Regions from separate parts of the Homo sapiens genome. Here region 1 is linked to region 2. Evidence: chromatin loops called from intact Hi-C (ENCODE). Cell type or tissue: B cell. All regions are shown on one strand.

Region 1 (8,000 bases), 110 kb before region 2:
GTTGTGCTACTGCACTCCAGCCTGGGTGAGAGAGTGAGACTCTATCTTTAAAACAATGAAAATTAAAAATTAAAAAAATTTAAAATTTTTTAAAAAGTTACAAGGACGATATAGGATGTCATAACGCCTAATCAATTCTCATATCTTCATGGGTTTCTGGACAGAGAATGTACCTTCACTTTACCATTAGCCTAAGATCACTCAAAACATCTGGAAGTTATTATTTTAAAAAGAATCTCAGAAGTATGCCTGCCTCTCACTGTTAAATATATGTGATGGTGCAGATTATTCAGAGCAGTGTTAAGGCATCAACATAAGTGCAGCCCCATGGAGTCAGGGACAGAGGTCAAGGTGAAGTGTTTCTTTACCTTTGAAGACTTCTGGCACCCAGGCTTACACCTACACTTCAGCTCGGCAATCCGGATGTCAGGGAAGTGAGAGGCGAAGTTTGAACCCATGTGAACTGTACATTTTGGGACTTGAGTATTCAGGAACTTGGCTCTCTTTGATGAGAAATTACTTCCCTCCTCCATCGGCTCAGCTTTTCTTCTTCCACCTTCCCTTTCCTCCCTCTCTCCCTCCTCTTTCCCCTTCCTCTCTTCTTCCTCTTTCCCTTCCTCTCTTCCTCCTTCCTTTCTTCCTTCCTCCTTTTAAGTCATCACCACCACCAGCACTACAAAAACCTATAGCATGTTCATGTCAGAACTTCTAAAGAGTTGTTGTAAAGATTAAGATACAAGTGGGGAAGAAAGAAATTTAAATTCATTAGAATAATTTTGATCATCATAATTAAAACAATTTTTCTTTATTATGGACACTTTCAAGCATATAAACATCTGACTAATCCAATGAACCCCTTGTACTAATCACTCACCTTCAGTAAAGTTGGCCAATCTCTATTTCATCCTTTCATCTTTCTCCCCAATCATGTCCACCCTCCTCCTGACCCCACCTGAGATTACTTCAGAACAAATCCAAGGCATCATATTGTTTCATCTGTAAATAATTCAGCAGTATTTATAAGAGATAATCTCTCTTATTTTAAACATAATCACAATACTATCATATCTAAAAAAAATAATTTGTTAATATTATAAAATATTCAGTCAGTTCTCAAATTTCCCTGATTATCTCCTTTTTATTCTTGGTTTGTTCAAATGAGGACCCAAATAAGACGCACTCATTGCATGCTGCTGAAATAGCTCTTGTCGCTCATAGTCTGTAGGCTTCCTTGCCCTCCTGTTTTCTTGCCGTTTATTTATTGAAGAAACTGAGCTATTTGTTTTGCAGAATTTTTACCATTCTGCATTTTGCTGATTGCATCTTCATGGTATCATTTAACATGTTCTTGTAATTCCTGTAATTACCTAGAATTCCTGTAATTACCTGTAATTCCTATCAGCTGATAGTTATACCTAGAAGCTTGTCATTATTAGTAGCAATATCAAAAACTTCACTTTTGAGACTGGCAATTTCTACGTCTGACATCTTACCACAGTGAACAAGGCAGCATCCCAAACTCTTCTGAGTCAATAAGAAAAGGGTAACTCTTGCAGTAATGCCAAGTTCAGTTTCTGTTCACTTTGCAAAAAATGTATGCCCACTACTAGACCCATGACTGTCAACTAGAATGTGCTGGGCCTCCTCTCCTGTCTGTGCATGGGAATGGGCACAACCAGGTGGAAAGAACATGAACTTGGGAGTCAGATAGCTCTAGATGTGAATTCTGACTTCAGGTTTTATGAAGTACATAGCTTGTCTAGTGAATTCATATCTCCACTTCTCAGATTCCTTGTATACAAGGATAATGTCTGTCTTACCAGGCTGCCAAGATGTACCTGACATGTAGTATGTGTTCAATAATTGTTTCTTTTCCAGCTTAGGTTAAAAATGGGAATTTTCAAGAAACCACAAACCCACAGAGTTTGTTTAGATCCAAACACAGATATGGCATTTGCCAGCCTCATAAACAATAGAGGAGGCTTTCAGGCAAGCCCCAAGAAAGCATGTTCAGAAAGGGGAAGGAACGTGGGGACAGGAACTATTGCTCCCCTTCTCTCTTTGTACTCAGAAAATCCAGGAAATTCTTCCTCAAGAAAGCATGACCCATTTCAGCCTAAAAGCGTGCTTTTCTCTGGACTGTGCTGGCTTGAGAACATATTTCTTTTACCAAAAAATGAGTTCACAGTAAGTGACTCAGAAGCATATGGATGAAATTTCCTTTAAGCCACTCAAGGGATTAGAAATTAAGGGAAAGAGTGCCTGGCAAAATGCATTTGGGGTTTTGCCAAGCCCAAACCAACTGAGAAATAGTTAAGACACAAGGCAGATCTCAAATGCTGCCAAGTTTACCCATCTTAGCAGGACAGGGATTTATAATTAGAGCTGCTCAGAAAAGCACTGCCTTACGGGTGGCAAAGGACAAAAAAGGCTTTGTCCCCAACATCTCCACAGGCTGCGGTTTCCCAGATGGGCCCTTAACAGTGTACACACCCTCTCCATCGCCAGGGTCCTCAAAGCCACCGCCTCTACCAAGCAAGGTTCGACTTCTACACCACGCCCCTGACATTCTCTCCAGGCCTCTTTTGTTTCTGGCCCAGGCTGGATGCATCACACTGTGAATTCCTGGATGAGGAAGAACAAATCTTGCGGAGTGTTCTGGAATTACAGAGGAGAGCCATAATGGGAAAATGTGACAAAGCAATTCCCTTCTCTGACATACACATTTTACCCCTGTCTCTCACCTTTGTCACGTTTCCCCATTTTTTCACCTTCTGTGGGTTTCTTTTTCTGTAAAATGAAGGGATTGGATCTGCTGGTTTCAAACTGTGCTACCTGGAGCCACTTGCGGGCCTGGCGGGGCCCAGTGGAAGTGGATGGGGAGATGGTGAGAAGGGCTCTCTTCAAAAAAAGCAGGAGGGGGCTCCAACATAGCATTTCAAGGAAATCAAGGGATCCAAAGTTAAACAATTTGAAAATCACAAGTCTGGACGAAGTCTCATTGTTCTTTCCAACTGAACACTGCCGGTGTGGTGTGCCTCACTTCTCAGTCTCCATTCACTAACCCAAATATCCCCAAAGATGTGCACCAATTTTTCTGTCTAGCATTCATCAGAGTGCTCCTGTGTGCCAGGCCCTCTGCTAAGCACTGGGCATACAGCAGTGAACAGAAACCCCAGGGGGCTCATAGACCAGTTGGGAAGATTGGCATTAAACAAATGAATATGTAAATCCAAATCAAGAGGTATGAACACCATGAAAGACAAAATCATGGTTGAAAGTTGAGTGGGCCTGGGGTTGGAGAGATACTGCCCTAAGCATCTCCCCTCCCCACCTGGCTTGCCACTTGCCCCTTTATAGAATAACTAATCGTTGTTCAGTCTTTGATAGTTTCCACTGAAAACATCCCTCTTCTACCTGACAGAGGAGGGTCAAGACACCCAGAGCACAAAGGAGCTGATGGGTTTAGTTAGCTGTTACTGCGGAAAGCCAAGAGGATGAGCTTGAGAGAACAGACTGAGGGCTTTAGATGGGTGAATGTGAGAAAGTCTACAGTGCTTGCTGTGCTGAGGAAAAAATCCAGGTGGATCACCTGGAGGTGACCCAAAGTGCCAATGAAGTGCATGTCAATGGCCCTCTTCACATACTTCACTACTGTATCTGGAGCTCTCCTGAACATCTTTCTCCCATTCCTCACTGAGTTTTGCTAGACATGGCAAATGTTAACTCATTACCAACTCTTAATTGTATTGCTGTTTCTTTGCCCCTGTCTAGCTCTTTCTATTTGTACATTTTGTAAAGAGAAAAGGAATTTAAAAAATAAAACCAAAACAATCTCTGGAGACATTTCTGTGGTTTCCGCTATAGGTAAGGGGCAAACTCACCGTTTCTGGCCTGCAGCGTGTCTGGCCTCTTACCTGGGAGGGAGATGGGGGAGCTAAGCAGAGGGAGACTGGCTTGGCTGCTTGAACAGTGAAGACTCCTGTGGGGCACTAGATGGCAACATTTCTCCAAATCTAAACTTGGCAAGGCCCTGTGGACACAAGGTCAACAGTGCACAGTTGCTAATCCCAACACATTTTATGAAACTCAAGCTTGTGTGGAGGAGAAGACTGAAGCTAGATCTGGTGGACGAGAGGTCCTAACAGTCTCTCTCTCAGAGCTCGGCCCATAGTAAGAGGCTAGTGGTGCTATTTCTACCACTACCACCAACACCACTGCTACAACCATGGCCATCGTCACCACCACCACTATCACCACCACCACTACCACAATTGACTCACTCATGTGGGTATTGTTTTCATTGGTGCTGAAAATTAAACCCTCATTCAGACTAATTCTGGGAGGAGAGATCTAGTTAGCGATATACATCCTTTCAATGTTTTTTCAAATATATGCTACAGCTAGATTAACAAACTGCTGCCCAGTATAGAAACTCAGGAGAATTGCTTTAATGAATAGATAAGAATGGTTTGTATCCGCATATCACTGCTTTTGGTAGATAAGTAGTTGCTTCTTATCTACTTAAGCAATATTTGAAAATAGTATTGTTCTATGTGAACTGAAAATCTACTCCGGAGTTGTGTTTGCATTGTCAATTGATTTAGCATGCGCTTTCTGCTTAGTAACCAGCCCCACTCCCAGGCCCTGCCCTTTTAATTAGTCACCTGTCATCATATTGAAGTGTTCCTCTTGAGGCACCAGTGACCCATGGAGAGTCAAAACCTGGCACTTGACACAGAAACAAACATTTGCTGAACTTATGTAATCGGGCTGGTCAGATGAACTGTTTCTTGGTGATCATGAATTGAACTTACGTGAAAGAACAGGAATCAAGGTGGTCAAGAGGGTGGGAATGTCAAGGGGAAGAGGGCCACCAAGCAGAGTTATAGGACCCAAATTTGACTGCTGGCCACTTCTGTAGATGCCTTAAAGCCCCAGTGCTCCATAGCTGCCACTTGACAGAGGTAGATTTTTTTGCATAGTTGCATTCATGTACTCAATCAACAGATAACAATTAACTTCTGACATGTGTCCAGCATGCTTTCAGGCTCTAGGAATACAGCACTGCACAAGGTACCTGCCCTTATAAGGCTTACATGCTGGTGGAGGAAAGAAACAGAAACAAATAAACAAATTAATAAATATAACTTAGGTTTGATAATACAAAAAGTAAAGCAGGATTCAGGCACAGTGACAAGTAATGGTGTGTGTGTGTGTGTGTGTGTGTGTGTGTGTGTGTGTGTGTGTCCTTTGATTAGTTAGATTCATTAGGGAAGGCTGCTTGGAAGAGATGACATTTGAACAGACAGACTCGAATGAGATGAGGGGGTGAGTCACGTAAGAGTCCCTCAGCTAAAACTAAACCACGTATCACCATTATAGTGAACTGACCTAAGTCAACTTGGTCATGATGCACCACTCTTAAGTTCTTTTTAGTTGAAAATCATTGTTGAAAGATTGAGATAAATAATTTCTATGGTTTGAATGTATGTATGTGTGCCTCCAAAATTTGTAAGTTAAAATTTACACTCCAAGGTGATGGTATTAAGAGGTGGGCCTTTGGGGAAGTGATTAAGTCCTGATGGCTCCACCCTTGTGAACTGAATTAATGCCCTTATAAAAGAGGCTTCAGAGAGCTGCTGACCCATCCTCCATCCCTTCCACCATGTGAGCACAGAGGAAGAGGCACCATCTTGGAAACATAGATCAGCCTTCTCCAGGTACTGAATCTGCTGGTGCCTTAATCTTGGACTTCCCAGCCACTTAGGTTCTCTGGAAGCAGATACTGAGACAGATACTAAGATGGAGAAACCTCATCTCTACTAAAAATACAAAATTAGCCGGGAGTGGTGGCGCATGCCTGTAGTCCCAGCTACTCAGGAGGCTGAGGCAGGAGAATCACTTGAACCCAGGAGGCGGAGGTTGCGGTGAGCCGAGATCGTGCCATTGGACTCCAGCCTGGACAACAAGAGCGAAATTCTGTCTCAAAAACACAAAACAAAAAAACATATATGGCCAGCTAGTTCTGCTTTTAAAAAAAAACTCAAAATAATTGAATATCACAAAGAGTACAGACCATCTTTAAACTTCATTTATACTCTTTACACTTATTTTCTCTTGCTAGTTTATCAAAAGTACGACATGATTAGGAGTTTATTTCCATGTTGATGGAGCTTTATAATCTACAAATTGAAGGGAATTATTAATGGTAAATAACTGCTCTGAGTTTTTTTGTTTGTTTGTTTTTACTGGTCTGTTTGAATTCTCTTCTGTTAGCAGAATTTAAGTTCAATAAAGTTTAAGGTAAGTTAAAAAAAAGAAAAAGGGAAGGAATCTAGATTGGGCAGAGGGAAAAGTTGAACCATAATGCACATCCAACAAAGCCTCAACCAACCCAATGTTGAGTTTTAGAGTGAATATTGTAATGAGAAAAACCTTCCCCCAAACTGGGAGGGAGTGGAGAGACCAAAAAATGACTTAAACAAGTCCAGCCTAGCAAATAAATGAGTTTATTAGGACTTACATACAAGGAACTCTTGGACGGCAGCAGGACAGCTTTAGAGATCCACCCTGCCCCCCATCCCTAAGCTGCTTTTAAGCTAATTTTCTGGCTCTTTGCTCTGTGTGTGTGTGTGTGTGTGTGTGTGATGGGATTGCTTTCCCTGGTAGGTTTGCAGATACTCTCTGGGATGTTTGGTTTCTCAGGGATACCTGCTCCTCAGCTGGGTACCATGGGCTTGGCTCATGGCCTGGCCTTCGGGGTTCAGGAAGCAGACACACATCCCTCAGCAACCTGGCAGGGGACACATCACACTACAAATATTAGCCATCAGGGTTATCTTGCACTGGGTCAAATAGCTGCGTCTTTATCCCTGACCTGGCTCAGGCAGCAGATAAGGGCTGTGGGTGAGGAGGCTCTCTGCATCTGAAGCAGACCCCGAAGGAGCAGGCAGCTGCAGCTGTCCCCTGATGGTACTCCCCACAGCTGGGTAGCAAGTCCTTCCTTGAAGGAGGACTCTGGGCCACACATTTATGTATCTACCACACTGTCAGAGGTGTTTGAATCAGAGCAACTCCATCTTGAATAGGGACTGGGTAAAATAAGGCTAAGACCTACTGGGCTGCATTCCCAGATGGTTAAGGCATTCTAAGTCATGGGATGAGATAGGAGGTCAGCACAAGATACAGGTCATAAAGACCTTGCTGATAAAACAGGTTGCAGTAAAGGAGCCAGTCAAAACTCCCCAAAACCAAGATGGTGACAAGAGTGATCTCTGGTCATCCTCACTGCTACAGTCCCACCAGCACCATGACAGTTTACAAATGCCATGGCAATGTCAGGCAGTTACCCTATAAGGTCTGAAAATGGGAGACATGAATAGTCCACCCCTTGTTTTCATATAATCAAGAAATAACCATAAAAATGGGCAACTGGCAGCTCTTGGGCCTGCTCTGCCTATGGAGTAGCCATTCTTTTATTCCTTTACTTTCTTAATAAACGTCCTTTCACTTTACTGTATGGATTCACCTGAAATTCTTTCTTGTGCAAGATCCAAGAACCCTCTCTTGGGGTCTGGATTGGGACCCCTTTCCATTGCAGTGGAGAATGTAACATCTAAAATACGTTGGCCCATCCACACATCTTGAATACCTTTAATTTCACAAAGGAGAGTCCACTTCTAATATTCATTGTACTTATTAACGATGAACTAATTTAAACAATAAAAATCCATTTCTGACATTCACGATGCTAATTAACAAAGCCTCAGGTATTCAGGGAGACATCGATCAAAGAAGCACTTAAAGTGGCTGCCTCTGGAATGTGTCCTTTCTGATAAAATACTAGCTCACTACCCTGGAGTAGAATTTTCCATTAGAGCAACTGACTGCCCTTAGAGTAAAAGCAGAAACGAACCAGCACACACATAATATCCCTGTCTCTACCTCACTGGAGTATTTAAAGTAAATTGGAGACGTCTAAACGGCTCTCATTTAGA
Region 2 (8,000 bases):
TGAAAAAGTACAGTTCTGATTAAACGTCAGGAGACCTGAATTGTAGGAAACTCTAACTTCTGTCTAGGACTCCCCAGAGAGTTGAAGTTCTTAGAAAACTTGTCTGTTTGGGGGAACAGAAGGAGATGAATGTGTTCTGGAAAACCGGAGCCTTATGCCCAAATTTTTGGAGACGGATATCACTTAAAATGGTGCATCCCACTGTCCCCATGGGTACAAACCATACAATCAGTTCTGATGCCTGGTTTGGAAAACGTGATCCCCGTCAGTGTTGAAACCGAAGCAGAGCATGCTCGTAAACTCTGATTTTCCCCATGTGACTGCGAGCTGGGCTATCCGGGTGAGGCTGGCCTAGGGCCTGGAGTGAGCATTGTGGATGCTTACGCTCTAGGCCACAGCGCCCTCAGCAGCCTTTTCATTAGGGTGGTGTTCAGAGACAGACTGTGGCTGCTGCAGCCCCTTCAGAACCCGGGGCAGCTGAGGGAGAGAAGCCGCTTAATCTGATTTATAGGCAAGGCTCACAAGAGTTGCACTCCCTGCATGGCCCACCTCATTTGCTGGTCCATGGTCAAAGCACACTCCAGCTGGCAGGCTAAGGGTCCTTTTTAAAATAACAGTTTTATTGTGATTTAACTCACATGCCATAGAATTCAGTGGTTTTTAGATATTCACGGAGTTGTGCAACCACCACTGCTATGTAATTCCAAAACATTTTCATCATCCCCAAAATAAACTTCACGCACATTAACAGTCATTCCCCATCCCCAGGCACTGGCACCGCTGAACTGCTTTCTCTCTCTATGGATTTGCCTATACTGGACATTTCATAGAAATGGAATCATACAATGTTTGTCCTTTTGTGTCTGGCTTATTTCAGTTAGCATAATCTTTTCAAGATTCATCCACATGGTAGGTCCATACATTCATTTTTATGGCTGAATAATGGCCCACTGCATGGATATACCACATTTTATTTATCCATTCATCAGTTGATGATATTTGGGTTGTTTCCATCTTCTGGCTGCTATAAATAATGCTGCCATGAGCATTTGCATACAAGTTCTTCTGTGGACATTTGTTCTTATTTCCTAGGTATATACCTAGGAATGGAGTTACTGGGTGATGTGGTAACTCTATATTTACCTTGTTGACCAACTGCCAGGCTGCTTTCCACCATGGCTGCACCATTTTAAATTTCCACCAGCAATGCTCAAGGGTTTCATGAGCTTTTCAAACAGACAAGTGAGGCACCCTTTGCTCAGGTTGCAGTGTCGGGCTTTCAGCCCTTCCCAGCTTCTGTCTGCTTTGGTTTGAGGAGTCTGATCTGGCGTGCTGGCACACCTCGCTGAGGTTAGCAGCAACAGCTCCTGCTGCACCTTAGCAGCCTGCAGAGAAGTCTCTGGAAACCTCATGATTGCAGTGCGTGCCTACCACAAGCGGGCCCTCCACCTGCACCATCTATAATCCTCATGGCACGCCTCTGAGAATGGTCTGCATCTTGAAGATCATATCCACTTTACAGATGAGAAAGCTGAAGGTTGGAGAGATTAGGAGACTTGTCCAGAGGTCACAGAGCCAGGATGGCAACTGAGTGTGTCTCCTCTGAGCCTAGGCAGGAAGGGCTTAGTGATGGCCTTTGATTTGTGTTCTGATGGGAAAAGGGGTCAGGTGACTGGACCCCCAGATGGATCCTCTTGCTGAACAGCTCTCTACCCTGAAAGTCCAAGGCTGCTCATGGCTGCAGAAATCTTCACAGGTTCAGAGTCAACACCAGCCTCTGCAGGAGCAATGTGTTCTGAGCATATCCTGTCTTTTGAGGCTTGAGTTAGGGGTCTGAAACCACCCCTGGCCTCCTGCAACCCTGCCAAGCCCAGCGCACTGCTTTGGGCAATGCAGGAGGCAATGTTTATTCTTTTCTCTGTTCTTCACACACCCACTACCTATCTGCTGCTCCACAGAAGCAGCCTCATCCTGGCTATGAGTACTGAAGTGCCTTCCAAGCAGAGATCCTAATCACTCAGGAACAGCCTCTACCCAAAGGCTGAGGGGCTGCAGTGATCTATGTTGGCCAGCAGGGGCGTGGCCTCTCTATTTGCCATTTAGCGTCCAGTGAATGGTCCAGGAACACCTCTGGTAAAAGACTACTCTCCCTTCTCTCCACCTTCTCCCGAGCCTTTCAGGGTATGTGTCCTCAATGCCTGCAGAGAGCAGCCACAGGGCATCCTGGGCCAAGATTCCACCCTGTGGCCACCGCAAAAAACCACAGCAGCAATGTGGTAGCTTGAAACCAGGGAATGTGGCGGCACCAAGCCTTCTGGAGGAAGGAGTGAGTGGCTGCTCCACCCACAAGTGGCCTTTTCCCAAAGGGTCCAGGACAGCTATCCTGGCATTTTGCCAAGCAAACTATGGCCACTGACCAAGACAGCACCCAGTTGGGTTCAGAACAGGTCGATCACTGCTGACATATGTAGAGAGGGTTAGAATCCATGGGGGTTCTTGGCATCTCGGAATACACACCCCTGAATTTTGTTTCCTTGACATACCATCTTGCTACATGCTCAGGAGAGTAAAGTTCCCAAATTCTGTCTTTGGTTGAGTGTGTGTATATGTGTCTGTGTAAGTGTCCCTGTAGTCATAAGGAAAATCACTTTGCATTTATGGAATGCCGGCTACATGCCAGATCACGTGAGGTCTTCACATTTATAATTCTACTTAATGTAGAATTTATATGTGTAAATTTAGTTTACATATGAAGAATTGAGGCTCAGAAAGGGTGTGTGACCTGCCAAAGGTCACACAGCTAGTAAGTGGCAGAGGGAGGTAGGATCTGAAAGCAGATCTGACTTTTAAGCCCCTGTGTGCCAGGAGTAGATTCTGACAAGCCTAGTAAGATAGGTGACCCTTGGCCAGGTGCGCTGGCTCAAGCCTGTAATCCCAGCACTTTGGGAGGCTGAGGCAGGCAGATCACTTGAGTCCAGGAGTTTGAGACCAGCCTGGCCAACATGGCGAAACCCCAGCTCTACCAACATACACAAATTGGCTGCACATGGTGGCTCAGGCCTGTAGTCCCAGCTACTAGGGAGTCTGCAGTGGGAGGATTGCTTGAGCCCAGGAGGTCAAGGCTGCATGAAGCCGTCAGCGTGTCATTGCACTCCAGCCTGGGCAACAGAGTAAAACCCTGTGTCAAAAAAAAAAAAAAAAAGGAAACTAAAAAGATAGTTGAGCCTCTTGTTGCTCCCACCCCAACACTGCCTCAATCTTGCGGTTGCTTTGAAAGAAAGGGGCAAGGCTGGGAGCAGAGTCAGAAGGGGAGGATAAGGACAGAATTTGCAAGCTAGTTTATTTAGGAACTGGTGAAATTCAGAAGGGTTGAAGGAGGCCTCTAGGATGGCGACCTTTCCCTAAGCAGCACATCGGTGTTACCGGGCACCGAGAGAGAAAGGTAAAAAGGAGAATGAAGAGGAATAATGGGAGGTGGGGAGATAGAGAGAGGCTGGTGGCCTGAAGACGCTTGCAAGGGGACTCCCCTGCCTGGGGGGCTGGCAGGAGCAAGCACAACCTTCATTCTCTCTAGCAGGGCCAACAAAGGGCAGCTGAATCACAGTATTTCTCAAGAAATAAAAATTCCTAGCACACCCCTGGGGCCTCGGGGAGAAAAACTGACAAGGTGTTGATTGAAAACATACCGCGCTGTGTGCGCCCACAGGGTGAGGCCGCGCTTGCACAGGTTCACAGCGACACCTAGTGGTCTCCTGGGGCACCTGCCGCCTCTGCAGAAATGGCAAGGTTGGTGGGCCACAGGGTGACTGGGTTCCTGGAGGAGATTTGGGGTCCAAATCAGACATTTCCTCTTTTCCCTTGCTGTCAGCACGCATATTTTGCACAACTGTCCACCCTCCAACTGTGTGAAACATGTCGGTATTCTGAGGAGAGTCAGGGGTGGGGCCGGGGGCCATTGGTAAAAGACTGGACTTCCTGGTTGGACACGGTAGCTCACTCCTGTAATCTCAGCAATTTGGGAGGCCGAGGCGGGCGGATCACTTGAGTCCAGGAGTTTGAGACCAGCCTGGCCAACATGGTGAAACCCCGTCTCTACTAAAAATACAAAAATTAGTCGGGCGTGGTGGCACGTGCCTGTAATCCCAGCTACTCGGGAGGCTGAGCCAGGAGAATCGCTTGAACCCAGGAGGTGGAGGTTGCAGTGAACCAAGATCGCGCCACTGCACTCCAGCCTGGGCAACAGAGCGAGACTCTGTCTCAAAAAAAAAAAAAAAGAAAAAAAGAAAGACTGGACTTTCTAATGTTCACCCCAAGACTAACAAGGTATGCATATCCAACTGGCTCTGCACCATCTAGATTTTCTGAAGTGGTCACTATTTCCTCTAATTTTATTCTCTTCATTTATTCAATATAACTAAAAGTATTTAATGGTGAAATCCTCAGATGGCTTTTACACAAATGAATTCTCCAGTCACAGAAATTTCTTTGTTGTCGACCTGCTCAGAAAATAGAACAACTATACTTCTATATTAGGTCAAAGACCTTGATGTCCATAGTGAACCTGATCAATAAATCTGCTTAGAAATGAAAACAATGCATCTCTTTCTGGATAATAGCACTTGAACATTTTTGTTCCCTCCCTGGCCTCCTCTCATGCCATTTAAGCCTTGGCTAATTTCCTTGTCTGAAGGCCCCCTGGAGACAGAGCATATCCAGTGTGAGCACAATGCCTGAGACATCGTTGATACTCAAAAATGATTTCTTACTGAATGGCTTCAGCTCCTGATGGAGCAGCAGATGCCACAGGAGGAAGGTCAGAGAGTTCAGTCCTCCGTGAAGCGCTGCCAGAGGATTCCAGACTCTGAAGGGAAATGATCAGACTAGCAAGACCCTTGCTAGGGTGTCCCTACCTGCAATCCAGCTTCTTGTTAATAGCTGGGGATGACTTGTGGTTAAGTGGTAGCCCAGTGTGGCATTTGCAGAGTTCTGGAACAAGGCTATTAAATGTCTGTGGGCTGGCACTCCTGAGAGGGCTCCATGTGGCCATGCTTTCCAGACCCCCTCAAAAGCCCCACTGGAGCCTTTCCTTGTAAAGAAGCCATGAGCTTCTGTGAACCAATCCTGCTGGGATGAAAACCATTGTCTCCAAGCTAAATTTTATCCAAATTACATTGGCCAAATTGTGTTGCATTAACTGGGTTTCTTTCTGGTTGCAAAGAACAGAGAATCATAGGTTTATTGGGATATAACATGTGAAAATAAAGAGTTGGCTCCATTGCTCAGTCTGTCCAGAACCCAGAAGAAGCAGAAGACCTCACTTCTCAGGGGTGGTGTAGTATAATAGATATTAGTCATATTGGTGCCACCCCAACATCATTTGAAGAAACTTCTTAAATTTGGAAAATACGCCATGTGAGGGGTGCTACCTCACCAGGGTGGAGATCAGAACTCAGTTACTCAGACTCCTCTGCAGCTAGGACACAGGCATGTGACATAGGCTCTGTGGATTGGATGCAGTATGATGAGATTTCAGTCTGGAAGAGTGAAAAGCCAGGGAGAAGCTGCTGCATGGAATTGTTCTTGGTGATGGGGCGGAACATGGTGGAGGGACATGGAACCCCAGAGGCAGCAGAGACAGAGATGATAATAGTAACATGCACCAAAGGCAGTGGGATCAAGCCTGTGACCAGACAGGTGAGGATTTGGGTATTGTTTGTGGCTGCAGAGTGCCAACCCCTATTTCTCCGACCTTGCTGGAGAGTCTGTGAGCCACTAATATGCGTCCATAAGTTCTTTTCTGTTTAAACAAATCAGAGGGGATTTTGTTGTTTGTAGGTAAGAATCCTGATTGATAAAAGCCTAGTGAGGACTCAGGGAGACTGTGATCAGAAAGTCATTTAGCATGCAAGGCATCTGTAAGAGGTTAATGTCAGGAGTTCAAGGATCTTTGCTCCGGAGAGGTTGTGCTCAACTATTTTGTTTGGGGCTGAGGCTGTTGTTACTGCCTGTTTAACATCCCTTAAGCAATAACCATTTTCTACTATTAGGTCCTGTATTCTGGTGGGGCTGACATCATGCCCTAGCTCCAGAACTGGGCATATGACCCAGGCCAGGCCAATCAGATCACAGCTTCTCCTTGGCTCTGTTAATTGGTTCAGGGATGGATACGTGTTCCAAGGTGGACCATTGAGAACTACCCCTGGGACTTGTGCTGTAGATCTAGGGAATTATTCCTTATCTGCTGATGCTGCTAAGCTGGAAGGAGGTCAGTAGGAAGCATGAAGCCAATATTGGTTACCTTGTTGAGTGTGGGAAGAGCCTGCCAACCAAAGAATAATGCCAACTGAAGGAAAGAAAAATAAGAAGAGAGAGAGAAACAATAATTCCTGATGATGTTGGGTATTTGTATGCAGCCATCATTGAAGTCTGTTCTATCCCTAGATTTTTCAGTGACATGAACCATCAGATTCCTTTGTAAGTTAATTTTGAGTTGAGTTTCTGTTACTTGAAACCAAAAGGTCCTGACTAATACAATGGCACATGTTCAAATATCAGAATTTTTGGCAAGCCTTTAGAAGAATTAAATAACATCCTTGGTTATTATAGCGTTAACTTGGTTACTCTGCAAGCCCATGTCTTTGAGAATAACTGTTATGGCCCCAACTGTGCTCTCTTCTGTCCTCACAAGACAGTTTTCACACATTCTGGGAAACTTGGTTGTGTTGGCACACACTTATCATTATACTCTACCTCTTCCCTCCGATGTGCGTGTTTGGGATTCTCCCATTCTACAAGGAGTATTCCTCTCAACATTCTGTCCAACAAGCACTGTTGTAACAATACATATCCTCAGTTGCAACAAAAGGTGCATTTTCTACCTTGAGCACAATGTGTTAGCCACCTGTGCAAGGTATGCCGCCAGCTGCTGTGGGTGTGCAGAGATATTTGGGTTCAGAACCACTGGTCCTAGGGCTCTGGCATCAATATGACTCTCTGCCTTCGCTCTTCACTCACCTCTTCTAAGTGTTTCTTCAGGACTTTTGTTCTGCTACCAGTTGGCTCATTTTCTCTTTATCTCTAAAATCAGTTTCCTGGCCAGGCATGGTGGCTCATGCCTGCAATCCCAGCACTTTGGGAGGCCAAGGCAGGAGGATCAGTTGAGGCCAGGAGCTTGTGAACAGCCTGGCCAACACAGCGAGATCATGTTTCTATAAAAAAAATTCTCTTTAGACCCTAAAATTAGTTTTCTCAGAAGGAAAGATAATTCAATGGATCTAATTGCCAATTTGAATTCTCATTTGGGCAGAGTTGGTTGAGCTGGGCCATATCAGACAATCCCACTAGTCCCTGGATAGGAGGTCTTGGGCAAGGCATCTGCCCCTGTCCAATCACAGCTGGCCAAGAGGAGGTGTGGGTCACATGGCTAAGAACAAGGCAAATGCTGAATGAGGGACAGCTTGGGGACACTTCCCTCCTTGGGGGCTGTGACTGGGCAGTTTTTCTTAGGCGAGAATGGTGTGTACGACAGCTACCATGATCGATGTGTCTGGTACATTCTCCCATCCTATAAATAATAAGAGAAAAGCAAGATGATGGCAGGGGACGGAATGATAATAATTATCGAGGACTGGCTTCACCTTCAGCACCTCACTTCTTCCTATGTCCCACTCGTCAGCTGTCTCTGGGAAAGTGATCAGCTTCCAGGAGCCAGAGGGCTCTTTGAAGGGCTGTGAGGAAAGAGGAGCTGCTCAGCATGCATTTCAATATCCTCAGCACGGAGCACATCACCCTCGCTGTGGGCCCAATGGCCTTTAGAGATGGTGAGAGTTGAGCTGTGGGCACAGAGTTGAGAGTTCAGTATTCTCAACTCCTTCTCTGAAGCCAGACAAGGACACATTTCCCCTATAGCCTCCCCCTGTAGCTGAGGGCAGGGCTGTGGATCCACATGCTGGCTCTGTCTTGTTCTTCTGAGTTTATCCTGTGGTTTGCACCAGTGTTCT

The links. Hi-C counts contacts between places; a loop is a spot of excess contacts. Peaks named below come from ENCODE experiments on the same cell type or tissue, not always from the same donor. Only the 100,000 strongest peaks of a DNase experiment are listed, where the experiment ranks them.
Region 1: a loop joins it to region 2, with 16 times the contacts of the local background. A loop is called at or near these places in 51 of 110 quality-filtered maps.

The regions. Positions count from the first base shown.
Region 1 is chr7:105,930,771-105,938,770 of GRCh38, forward strand. No RefSeq gene overlaps it. Among named protein-coding and RNA genes, the nearest start is that of CDHR3, 28 kb to the right of the region's middle. In B cell, no CTCF peak of the experiment used is centred here; a DNase peak (open chromatin) is centred at 4,001.
Region 2 is chr7:106,039,240-106,047,239 of GRCh38, forward strand. No RefSeq gene overlaps it. Among named protein-coding and RNA genes, the nearest start is that of SYPL1, 69 kb to the right of the region's middle. RefSeq lists an enhancer at 3,391-3,891. In B cell, CTCF peaks have their summits at 2,087, 2,288, 3,740 (motif pointing left) and 3,939; DNase peaks (open chromatin) are centred at 2,072 and 3,732; H3K27me3 peaks cover 869 bases.